Regions from separate parts of the Mus musculus genome. Here region 1 is linked to region 2. The links are chromatin loops, found by intact Hi-C in ENCODE. Cell type or tissue: heart. All regions are shown on one strand. Links, peaks and the distances in the headings refer to the core of each region. The heading gives the core; the rest is flanking DNA. Region 1 overlaps Akt3 (thymoma viral proto-oncogene 3). Region 2 overlaps Sdccag8 (serologically defined colon cancer antigen 8).

Region 1 (6,356 bases), core at 626-5,625, 170 kb after region 2:
AATATTAGTACCTCAAAACTCTAGAATGAGAATTATTCTTTTTTAGAGAGTCTTCTGTCCGTTTAACCTTTGGCTCTAAAAATGCAAGTTTTACCATACAAAAAATGTACTATATTGTGTTTTTAATTTTAAATTCAATTAAATCAAGATGTAGCTATTATATTAAGCAAGCATGCAGCACCAATTATATCATATCCTACTTAGCTGATAAATGAAAATGGATTCCATATTTAGATTTCAATAAACATGTTTATCTTGAGAAATAGTTTTCATGTAAGTAAGACTAAAGCAAACCTATATTTGATTTTTAAAAAGAACTAAAGTTAAAATAAATAAATTCAAAGAAAACTTGTCAACCAGTTTGTTAAGTTACTAGGTCAATAATTTCTATTATCTGTATTAGACATATTCTCACTTTTATTCATAGAGAACGAAGTATAAGAGACGAAAAATTCCAAAATTTGAAGTAGTAGGTCAGAGGCAGAAGTGTGGGTTGAACCTCTGGCTTGGGTTTATAGTAAACTACTAGCATACTCTCCATGAAGATGAGGTACCATACCATTTCTGCATATTTGATTTTTTTTTTTTGGACTGTCAACAGTTTGATTTGGTTTTGTAAAAATATGAGAAGTTTATCAGAACAGTGGAGAGGGTGCTCTTTCCCTTGACTGTGTCAGTAAACTTTGTGAATATGCTTAATGTTAAAGTGAAAATGAGCCAGAGAACAGTGACAAAGCAGCATCTGAAATCTCGCCCTGTGTTTTACCTCTGGAGACTTCTTTGTCATGAGGAGTCTGAACATGAGGTGAAGTGAGCCAGTATAGGACAGGAACTATAGCAAGCTGCCATGCTGAGTTAAACAACAATCATCAAAAGGGGCTTCGGGAGTTCACCAGCTGCAAAGTTTTTGTGTTAAGACTATAAGTGCACTGGGAGGATAGGAGGCCCTAAATAATAATGTCAAAGGGGTTTTTACATTCCCAGGAAGCCATTTCAAGCAAGCAAGCAAGCAAGCAAGCAAACAAACAAACAAACAACAAAAAGAAATCTAGATTTGTTCCTAATAAAGGTGAAAGCCCTTAGAGATGAGAGACAGAGGACATAGACAGCTAGTACTATCTAACTCACTGCTCCTGGCACAACAAGGACAAATACTGTAAAAAGGAAGATATAATAGTTTAACTGTAAAATTCTAAAGAAATAAAACGAATACTTTTTCCTTGTTAAAAAAAAAAACAATAACAAAAACGTCATTTTGAAAGTTACATGGCAAGATGAATTTAAGGCTAAAAAGATATTAGAATAATTTCAAGAGTTAATTTAAAAAGCACTTTCACATCTTATTTACCAATACTGAGTATTGATATAGAAAATGCTCTTTTAAAATCAGAATCATAGATTTCATAATGACTGCTTCAACACAATTTTACAGAAGCAGAATTCAGAGCGCTGGTGGGAAAGTTCAACTGGCTTTTGTCCTGTTGCTTTACCATTACACTCTCATAGCTCAACCAGTGCAGCAAGCTCACAGTCAGTCCCAAAGGCAAAATCATCTCCACCAACCCAGAGAAAATGAAGAGCTTAAAGGAGGATATCTCCATAGAGCACAATACTAAACTAGTACCTAGAATTTTGTCCTAACACACAATTTACAATTAAGTTCCTAATCAGCGAGTATAATAAGCAATTTTATGTTGAATATCAAAGGTATCTTCAGTCTATTTTCAGCTCAGTTACTCTAAAGAAGGTATGTTTTTCTTTCCTTGTGTCTTACCAATCTCTGCCACAGAGTCTGTACTTGTGCAAAGGGCTTTCCTGATAAACTAAACCTACTAAAACTTAAGAGAGATAGTATAAGATGCCTTACTTACAACAAGGAATGTTGTTTTGCTAACACACCTAAAAATTATTTAATATAGTAACAGATCACAATTTCTTACGTAACTGTGATATCTTACCAATAAAAAGAGGACTGTAAGGAAACAATGAAATATATCATTAGGTAAATCACAGGCAAAAACCTGTGACAGTTTATTTTCTACCATATACTCTGCAATTCAGCAATTCTAGTAGTGTAAAATAATTTTATAACTACTCTCTATCAAAGGGAAAATATTAATAAGCAGAAAAGAACAACATAAATGTATTTTATAATCTACATAGTGTACCTGAATACTGTTATTCTGGAGATATATTAATACTTGCTTTTGTGTATTTTTATATTTGAAAATAATCATATTGCAAAGCTTTCCAAATAGTTCGAGACTTTGAAAGAAGCAGCTGAAAAAAGTTGTGGGTAGGTGACAAATCTGACATACTTTCTAAACATCACTCCTTTAGTTTTATTAGTGTTTGTTCTACTAGAAAATTGAGAGAATTCAAGTTTTACATTTGCAGGCTTAGTGTCAACATGCTTAATCATGACCACTTACAAATAAACACTTTTGTTAGTACCAATAAACAGCTATTACTCCATGTAAAACCATAAAAAATTTAGCAAACAAATAATTAAATATTGAGAGAAAATATCTTTATAGATTTTCATGCATAATTTTAAACTTTTTAAAGTACACAGGTCAAAAAAATTAATGTGATTAACACAGTAAAACAAAAAAAAAATCAACATAAAGACAGCATTTAATCATACAAAATATCCAGATTTAATGGTTTGCTTTGTTATAAAGACACTATCCTCTCCAAAGCAGCTGTTTGACTAAAACGCCCGCATGAGAAACTGAGTAGAACAGTCCTTACAGGCCACCAGGGGTATCTGCGCACACTGTACTTGTCTGATTTTCAACACCCTGCCTCTTAAGTCCAGGCTGCACTTAACCATATGAGTCAGAGTGACATCTAGTGGTAAATTGGCAACTGGTAGTACATTACTTGCAGATAGAGCAATGTTGTTCATTATGTATTCTACTTTGATATTTTAAGCATTCCTATTTCTTCATGAATTCTAAACTTCTGCTTCATTTTCTCAACACCTCTAGTATTCTGTTTTCTCTTTATTTTTTCAAGCTTTATGTTTTTTTCCATTTATCTAGTTCTGTACAGAATCTAGGATCAACCCATATTTTATAATTTACCTTTTCTTTCACTGTACACATTTTATCATTCTCTGCCCTATTTCATAAACTATTTTCTGTATATTTCTTCTGAAGGTAACTCTATTAAGTCATGAAACCTAAGCCAAATGAGTCTACTGTAATTCATGCAACTCTGGTAAATTGTTTATCATTTCTAGTTGACACAATACAATTATTATCTTCTCCCCCATACTTCATCCTCCTTAACTATTAGGAAACAAGGGCAATGTTTATAAATAAATGTAGGTAACGTCAAGGTTCAAGGTCTCAGCTCACTGTTTGAAAGCCTATTCAGAATACATCTTTGCCTAGATCAAAGGCCATTTCAAGAGCTAGCGCCCTTTCAGGTATCCAGTTTTTTTTTTTTTCTTTCTCTAAATTTACTTGTATCTTTTTTTCTTGAATATTCAAAATTTCCCTCTGTATCTGGATGCCTGCTCCATAATCTATGAACATGTTCAACATGTTTCCACCTCAAAAAATCTCTCTGAACTACTGCAATCTACTTTCTTTCCTCTTACCAAAATCAGTGCAAAGATGAATCTATGCTTTTACCATTTCTTTAATACTCCTTCTTTCTTGAATCACTGACAATTTTCTTTTTATCACTACAATTTAATTGACAATGATTGGTTAGAAGTTACCAATAAACTTATCATTAGTGTTCTCTTTACACTCTTCTCAAATTGAGATGTTTTCTTTCTCTCTTGGCTTTGAAAGTGCACAGTAATTGTTCCTGTTCTTTCTAGCTCCTTTAAGACTCCTCTGCCTTAGCCAGGCGTGGTGGCGCACGCCTTTAATCCCAGCACTCAGGAGGCAGAGGCAAGTGGATCTCTGAGTTCGAGGCCAGCCTGGTCTACAAAGTGAGTTCCAGGACAGCCAGGGCTATACAGAGAAACCCTGTCTCGAAAAACAAAAAAAAAACAAGAAACAAAAAAAGACTCCTCTGCCTTCTCCTTACATAGCCTGAATCAAATATAGTATCCATACATACTTTAGTAAACTACAGGTGATGCCTTTTTTAAAGAAAGTAGCTCATTTAGCGCGTGACACTTAATTTCCCTATCCATTTAGCCCAAATTTATAGTCTGCAAACTTCTTAGTCCTCTTATTACCTTCCCCAAACTCTCCTATACACGCATAGTATTTCAGAAGCAGAGCAAGCCTACTGTCCTTATTTTCCAAATCTTGCTATTCCTTGAAAATCCTGACTTTGAACACACTACTCTCTATAGAGTAGAGACAAGGACAAGGAAACAGCTCAAGCAGTAACAAAGCTGTTTTATGGAATCTCCAGAGGTTATGTGGCCCCAGAAACTTCAGCTCTAGTATTACGTAATAAACTGACTTTGATTAGTCAATCTACAATTCACCCAACCAACCCTTCACTAACTCCAGTGAAGACAGGTGTCTGCTTAGCCTATCACAGTTGAGATGACTTGGTACTGTGTATAGGTCTGAAAAAAAAAACTTTTTGGATGTTTTTTAAAAGATTTAACATGACTGAAGATATCTTTTACCTTAGGTACAATACCAATAATCACTGGTTGACACATTATTAACAGATCTGGAAAATATAAAAACATAAATAACTGAATACATCTAAAATTGAGCATTTATGCAATGAGAGGTAAAGTGTTATGACACAGACATTTTAAAGGTTCTGAAACAACAATTCAACTTTGGTAACCATGAACTGTGCTTTCTAAACAGCTTTGACACTGAAATGAACAGTCTTTTTATTTGATGACACTAAGTAAGACTTTCTTGTGATCGATACTATAAATGTTACAGAAATTTTACACTACCCACATTCCTTATCTAAATTTCATAAAGTGATAGATCTGTTAAATTAATTCCTAAACAATTATTTCTTAAGGATTAATCACTTGCCACATTTTCTAAATATTACCTCAACACAAGTCAGGTTCAGCATTTTCAGCTTTTTAACTTCTCAATAAAACAGTAACCTTTTAAATGTCAGAACCACATTAATTAGTTCATGTTTCTTTAGTTCCCTGATAGCTCCTGGGTAATCTGAAAGCTTTGTTCCACAGCATTATGCACTAAATTGTTGTGAAATTTGAAGACAGTGTCACAAACTTTCACTAAACTCGGTTAACATTTCTAACCATGGTTGGCTAACTTACCTCTATATCTAGGCCTAACAATCAAGGAGGTACTAACTAACCAAGGTGGGACCTTTGGCATTCTTCCTTGTTCCCCAACAGATCCTTCAATATATCTCCTCTTTAAAATTATGTTTTATTTATGCCAGTTTCAAGTTCCTCCTATTTCTTCCACTTTATCATGCTACTTTGGTCAGCCTTAATTTGCCCAAATGCACATACATGTGAAAACTTACTACTCCCTGATCTCAGCAGACAACAAGAATGCAAACTGCTTTAAAGGAATGGGTGAAAAGATAAAAAATAAAATATCTTGCTTAACTTGAATAAATTCAAGAAGATTTATTGAAATGAAAGTCAAGAATACAAAGTAAAACACTGAACTGGAAGGAACTCTACAGAAGCAGACCCAAAAGCAGTAACTTTTCACTTCTGTGCAATTTCTTTCCTTCCCTTTTCCTGGATGTACTGACTCTCAAAAGAGGGAAGTGTTCCCCTGGGGTCCTCCATCCCCTCTGGCTCTAACACTTTCTATGGAGTTCCTTGAGCTCTGAGGGGAAAGATCTGAGGGAGACATGCCATTTAACGTTGTGTGTTTGATTGTTGTTCTTTTGTAAACCAATCTTGTTACGTTAACAAGATTGAACAGAAGTGAATGGTTCCTTGTAGAGCGTATGAATGCTTCGCCATGCAGTCCGACTTCTCAAGAACCCCACTGACTCTGCTGTCCACTCCACAAGCTCCAGCTCTTCAACAGCCAGAGGCTTAGGCAGCTGACTGTGCTATCACAACAGGAATGCTGAGGCACTACAGAGACCCTCTAAAACTAAGATGAAGATGCCACGGGGTTATCAATGTCAGTGTAACAATGAGTCTTCTTATGTCAAAAGCATAACAGTTAATTTACAATTTGTCTTGATTTATTGTCTCTGTACTTATATGTTGTTCTTGACCCTTCCACTTCAGTGGAATTATAGAAATAGACTATGTAGGTCCTTTTGTAAGAATTGCCTTATTTCTGACTATTGTCCAATGGTATTTATTAAAGCTGAAGTCTTACACTATAAAGAAGGTGCTAACCTGTATAGTGTATTATCACTTGCATGACCTTAAAGGGAATAATTTCTTCCATTTCTTC
Region 2 (6,356 bases), core at 1,085-6,084:
TGAAGGCTTTGTTCCCAGTCCCCAGTGCTACGTGAAGGTGCTGGAACTTTAAGAGGAGCCTAGTAGGAGGAAGTTGGGTTATTAGGGGTTTGATCTTGAATTTAGTCCTGAGACATTGGCTTCCTCTCTCCATATCCTATCCTCCTTGCTGTGAGGACTTTCTTTACCACAAATGCCTAAACAAGGAACACGGCCTTGCCACAGACCCAAGCAAAGTGCTACAGCTAAGGAGTCAGGGGCTCAATGTAGTTAGCCAGTCACGGGCAGAAACTCATGAACACATAAGCCAAAGTAAGCCATTTCTTCCCCAAGTATTTTGTCATAGCATTGGAACGTCAACACATATAACCGATGGAGCTAACACCTGTCACTGTCCTCTCTGCTCTCCGAAGCAACCAGCTCTCAGAACTCATCTCAGATTCCTTTTCTGCAGACTCAGGCAGCTGGATAAGCACGGCCAGGCTACAGCGCAGCAGCTGGTGCAGTTGCTTAACAAGCAGAATCAGCTTCTCCTGGAGCGACAGAACCTGTCTGAGGAAGTGGCCCGGCTGCGAGCGCAGGTAGGGTGGGAACCTGTCTGAGGAAGTGGCCCGGCTGCGAGCGCAGGTAGGGTGGGAACACACACAGGGACCTCTGTGGGCCAGGCTGAGGGCAGCCGTGGGCCGTGTGGGAGCACGAAAAGCCCACTATAGCTCAAGGGGGCCCAGGGCTGCATGGCAACACAGATTCTCTCCTTCCCCCTTTCTAGGCTGCAGTGTCACAGGCCCAAATCCCTAAGAATCACATAGGTCAGGTCATAAGCTGGGAGAGTTATGCCAAGCATCAGACTCAGGCACATGGATCAACCCAGGCATACCAGAGGCAGCCACACCATGCAGGAACACTGGTGGGGAAGACTAGCGGGAAAGAGGAAGAGCAGTGCTCAGGCCCAACATGTGGAGGAGGCAGCTGTGAACTACTACTGAGGACTGAAGGACTTTAACAGTAGAAGAAAGGGGTGCTCGAAGATGGGAAGGTCTCATGAGAGTAATCAGATGACTTAGCCCAAATAAGTATCTATCTAAAATATGTGCTCACTCTGTCCAGTTAAGCAAGCCAGCAAGGCTGATATTATTGTCTCCATTTTGCAGATAGGGAAACTGAGGCTCAAACAAGCATATTCAGCTAGCAAATAGGGGCACAGCAAATGGAACCTAAGTCTGACTCCAGAGCCCAAGCTGTCCCCATTCAGGTTAGATAATGGCGGAAAAGAGCCCAGGTAAGTTGGACGGGTGGCACAAACTACTGTTCTTCTCAGCAACTTCTCCTCACATCAGAGAGGCTCTGGGGGTTTTGCCCCATTAAGCAATCTGTGAAGATAAGGATGTATACGGGTGCTTGCAGTGGTTAGTGGGGAAGCCTCTGGAAGTGAAAGGAAAAAAGACCATTTCTTATTCTCCATTCGAAAGGACCTTGAGCTGACAATCTTGACCTGCCTTGAACTCTGCCTATTCAGTCCTGTAAATTGCTTCAAGTTCACAGTTGTGAAAGATCCAAACTGGACACTGGGCAGAGGGCTCACACAATGGTAGAAGTATGCACTGGAGGGCTAGAGGGCACAGGTCAGCAGGGTCTGACAATACACTGACCACTATCTGGAATGTGTGTAAAACACCCAGTTGTGGTGGCTCCCGACACTCCAGGCATGTCTGGAAGCAGAACCCAGGCACCTCCATTTATACGCTATTGGGGTAATTTGTAAAGACAGAAAGAACCTCTTAGTTTGGAATTGTAGCCAGAAACAACTCCGTTTGAAAACCTTGGCCAAGGCATCCATGGCTCTCCTGAGCTTCTGTCCTCATCTGCTGCATGAGAATTAAGAGAACTGGGCATGTTAGGGTAGTGGTTTGCTCAGTGGGATCTTAGGAACTTGGTAGCCTGAAGTGCCCCATACTTGAGGTCACTCTCTCCCCTTCCTGAGAAGTTCCCATGGAGCCAGCAGTGACACCACCATCTCTACTGTGCTCAGGGCTCAGTGCAGAGTCCATCTCCTAGAGGAGGAACTGGATTTTGGTCATAACCCAGGTCTGTGGGCAGGTCCAAGGGAGATTTGGTTCATCAAAGTCCAAAGTCACCAGAGCCACCTTTGGTAACTAGGCTATTGTGACATATGATGGACTGGGATCTATGGCATGGTGAGCTTTGCCTTTGGACTAATCACCACCCTTTTTTTATGGCACACACAGATCTTAACATGGAACACGTATTTTTAGAAGCCTTTTCCTGAGTTTTAAAAGCTTGAGAATTTCCAAATTCACTGCACTTAAAAGAATATTGCAGGAAAAAGGTCTTCCTTTGCCAGTGGCAACACAAATGACTTGTCTACCCCTTGCTGTCTGGAGCATCTCTGATGGGGCTTTTTTATATTGAAATTCTACCCTGCGTGTTATTTTAAGATGACCACGGCGAAAGAAATTTGGCAGAGGTAATGGCTCCCTGTTGCAAATGCTGGGAGCAGTTGGAGGTTTTGCAAGCTCTTTGCACAGTCTCTAACCCAGTCCACTCTGGCACAAGTGTTACACTGGTCTCCATGTGCTGGCACTTGGTGGCCTGGGACTAATGTGAATCATTTTTTTGCCCAAAATAAACCTGAATTGTAAACTGATTTTTAAATGTGGAATCCTTGAAGTAAGCAAGTCAAAGTTTGACTGACTGTATGTATCTGGTTGGGGAAGAGGCTCCTCAGCGCTATGGAGGGAAAGGCTGTGCTCTGACCTGTCTCCACCTGGACTTCTGGGCATCTGAGGCTTATAGATGCCTTTGTGTCCAGTGTGGCAGTGGTGTGGCTGAAGGCCTCCATTTTCTCTGCCTGGATGAATTAAGCATAATAGCTTAATTTTGCATGTCAAACTCTGAAAATCTCTGTCTGCTCAGAACGCAAAAGAGAGTGGGTATTTTCTGACCCAGACAGCTGCTTGGGAGCTTAGTCACGTCCTTCAGATTGGCTCTATTTCCTAAGCCCTGGCCTGCTCAGAGAAAGAATGGTGGCCTCCAACAGGAAATGCCTTGTTTCTAAGCCTTGATTATTCTAAATGGCTTCTGTTTAGATTTGAGTCACACACAGTCTCTTGCCCATGAAGGGAACCTGTCCTGGTTGTAAGTGACTATGTACCAATGCCACTTTGGGCTGGAGAGCTTACACAGCTGCCATGTGGTAGGAAAGTGACTATGCAGGGTGCAGGGTAATCCTCCAGCTGGTTTATAGTATGCTCCTTCCTCAGGATTGACTAAAAATGGTGGCTTTCCTAACTTCTTCACTTACACTGGAAGGATGTGGACATGACCGTGCTGTCTTGGTCTTACCCTGGCGGTAGCCCTCTCAGCCTGACTCTGATATGAGAGCTGGACTAGATCCCTGTTCTCTCTCCTTGCCTGACTTGCCAGAGATGCCATAGTGGTAGTGTGGAGGTGGCTTGTGGGTAAGGACCATGGGGCCCAGGGGCAAGGCTTGACTGGGCAAAGCTTGGAGCAGAGTTGGGGTCAGAAGCCTAAACCCAAAGAGTAACATCTGGCCAGGAAGGGTGGGGCCAGCTGGCGAGGAAATTGTGGATTCTGTTCCTGGGGAGGATGGGTCTAGGAGAGGGAAGAGAACAGAAACGCTCTGTCCAGTGGGAGGGCTGTTTCTTCCATCAAGATGGGCTTGAGTTACTTACTGGGTAATGACTCTGGTTTCAGCTGCCTGGCATCCTGCAATAGCTGTCACCCTGAGCAGCCTGCCTGTTCAGTCCTCAGCATTCAGTCTGGGGAGGGATTCCCTTTGAGTCCCTTCTTATGAATCACTCACAGTTTAGAAAACAGAGTCGGAAGCTGCCGTGTCAGTGGTTAATCAGTTGGCCCTATGACTTTTAAGCATTCTTGGCAGAGAATGTACTTTCTAATTTGATTTAAAGTTGTGCAAGGATCGAGCAGCCATATGTGATTATATTCAAGATCATCGACATTATCTCATTACATCCAAGGACTCATTGAATAGAGTTGAAAATAAGCATGAGAGGCAAATCCTAGGGAGGGGTGGAGAGGCCTGCTTGTGAGTAGAAGCACACACAGGATTGAGTCTGGAGATGGGCAGCTCAAGTGAGGGTAGCCCAGACCCACTGGCTGGTGGGGAGTGGAGAGACAAAGTGGGGATCTAGAGATGGTCACTCTTATCTTGTCCTTTCTAGAGCCCAGGGGCTTTGCCTAGCTGACTTCAGGGCCCACACACAGTTAACTACCTGCAAGACAGATGGTGTCTTATGAATGGAACAGAAAATAGACTAAATAAAATAATTTACAAAGCCTCCTCCTGAACCAGGATTTTTTGGAAAGAATTCTAAATAGATGAAAACAAACAATTTGATTTCAACCAAATTGTTGTTTTTTTGTTTTTATCCTGATTTTCACCCGAATTGTCAGTCTCAAAAATAAACACTGATACATTCCCAGAAAATATTTTTCAAATAAAAACTGACTCTGTTAAAGTTTGCCCTGATTCTTTCAAAACTGTGTACAAGACACTGTCAACCAAAGTGACTTGCATATTTTTTTAAATCAACTTGAACATATGCAGCTACGATGTCATTAACTCCCTGCTGCTGGGTGTTTTTAGAGAATGACATAAGACCCTGGGCTGCATTTCTAACATAATCACGGGGAAGTCATGGGGACCTCCCCAAGCAGCTGAAACAGCACACAGCTTAGCAGTTCATCTAGGCGCCTTGTTTGCCACTAATACTGAGGAGCACACTAGACTTCACCTAAGAGGCCTGTTCTAAGAGCTCCCTTTGTCCAAGGCTGTGTACTTCCAGAGTAGGCATGGTGGGTAAAAAATGTTGAATTTTACATTGCTTCAGATGCATTGCTCCTCTTTCTGCTTTCTGAGTTAGACATTATATTTTGCAATATAAATTCACAATCAAGTTTTTAAAGGGAGCTAAATATTTTAATCCAATTAGACAAGTGAACAAAACACTGAATATTACATGCAGTGGAGATAAGTGGTTCTTGCCTTTAAAAGACTGCAATTCCGTCACATTACAACCCCAAATGTCAATGTTGTCTTCATTTGTAACACTTTCAAACACAAGGCAGCCAGAGGCTCCACTCTGCTGGTAGTGACACTGTCTGTCCTTTGGGAATTCTTAAAATTTATTTCCCATGGAAATATGATTCACATAAAACAAATACCTGCCCCTTTGCAGAGAAAGTGGTTGGGAGCCAAAATAATGACACATGCCGCTGGAGGGGCTCTGGTGATGAGATGCATGCGTAGAAGACACTTTGCAGGTGCTCCTGCAAGAGCATCCGTGTCTCTGGCCCATCCAGAGCTGCCTCCCATCCCTTGAAGTCCTGCTTTGTCTGAGGACAGCCTCTCTGCCCTGTCCACTTTCCCCTGGCTCTGGCTTCTGAAGAGGCAGCAGAGCCAGGCCATCCATGGAAGGGACCACAGCTGTCTTCAAAATCTCAGACAGGTGGTCAGCAAGGAGTCACTTGTTTATGGTGACTTGTGATTTCTGCCTTGCTTCATAGCTGAAAGTGGCCAGAATCTTGGTATTCCTACCAGAAACTCTGGCCTATGTTGGGGAGACTGCTCTAGGGTCTGGTGGGCACTGCTGAGCTTAGTAGCTATTACCACTTGCTAAGCTAGATGTCCTTCATAACCCACTACGGTCTGGAGCACACAGACAGGATACTCTATTCTCCCCATCTGGGTTGGTCATTCTGGATTGCCTCCTATCTTGCCCTTTAGAATGTTGTTATGCCAGCTGCTCAGTTCTTCATGGATATACCACAGCAGGCCTTGAAAATCATGGTAGGATCTGTACCTGGAGGTCACATGCTCTGCATCTTAAGTATAGGTTAGTTCCCATTTGGAGCCCAGGCCAAGTGCCACTGAATTTTGTAGTCACTGTCAATATCATAACAGGATCATGGGGCCACTGGAGAGAAATCATGTCATATTCTCTCAGGCAGATGGAATGATGTAGCCCAACGAAGGAGACATGTATGGGAAAGTGGAGCAGCTGGGTGCATAGAACCAGAAGGGAAGGCAAGCCATGGAAAGGATCTGAGGGCCTGAATGTACCTCTGTCACCTCAGAACAAGCTTGGAAGGACCACCGAGAAAGCCCTTACTCTTAAAAGTAGATGCCTACTGCCAGGGGTATAGGAACAGAGTGTTTGGGGCCCTCACCACATGAGGTAAGGTACACACAGAGAGCCAGAAAGAATGCTGACTTGAGCAGTTGTAGGACAGACACTAAAGGGCAGTCATTAGGAGGCTGAGGTGAGACCAGCCTGAGCCACACAGTGAGGAGTCCAACCTCAGTGGAAAGGAAA

The links. Peaks named below come from ENCODE experiments on the same cell type or tissue, not always from the same donor. Only the 100,000 strongest peaks of a DNase experiment are listed, where the experiment ranks them.
Region 1: it touches region 2 in a loop (2.0-fold over the local background); 3 of 42 quality-filtered maps call a loop at or near these places.

What each region holds. Positions count from the first base shown.
Region 1 is chr1:177,186,129-177,192,484 of GRCm38, forward strand. All of the region lies in intron 1 of Akt3 (thymoma viral proto-oncogene 3), which reads right to left. Among named protein-coding and RNA genes, the nearest start is that of Akt3, 59 kb to the right of the region's middle. In heart, for the core only: a CTCF peak has its summit at 2,857 (motif pointing left); no DNase peak of the experiment used is centred there.
Region 2 is chr1:177,011,456-177,017,811 of GRCm38, forward strand. Sdccag8 (serologically defined colon cancer antigen 8) reads left to right here. Exons shown (of 18, transcript NM_029756.3): 17 at 434-560. Among named protein-coding and RNA genes, the nearest start is that of Gm15423, 74 kb to the left of the region's middle. In heart, for the core only: no CTCF peak of the experiment used is centred there; DNase peaks (open chromatin) are centred at 2,996 and 3,586; H3K27ac peaks cover 1,078 bases.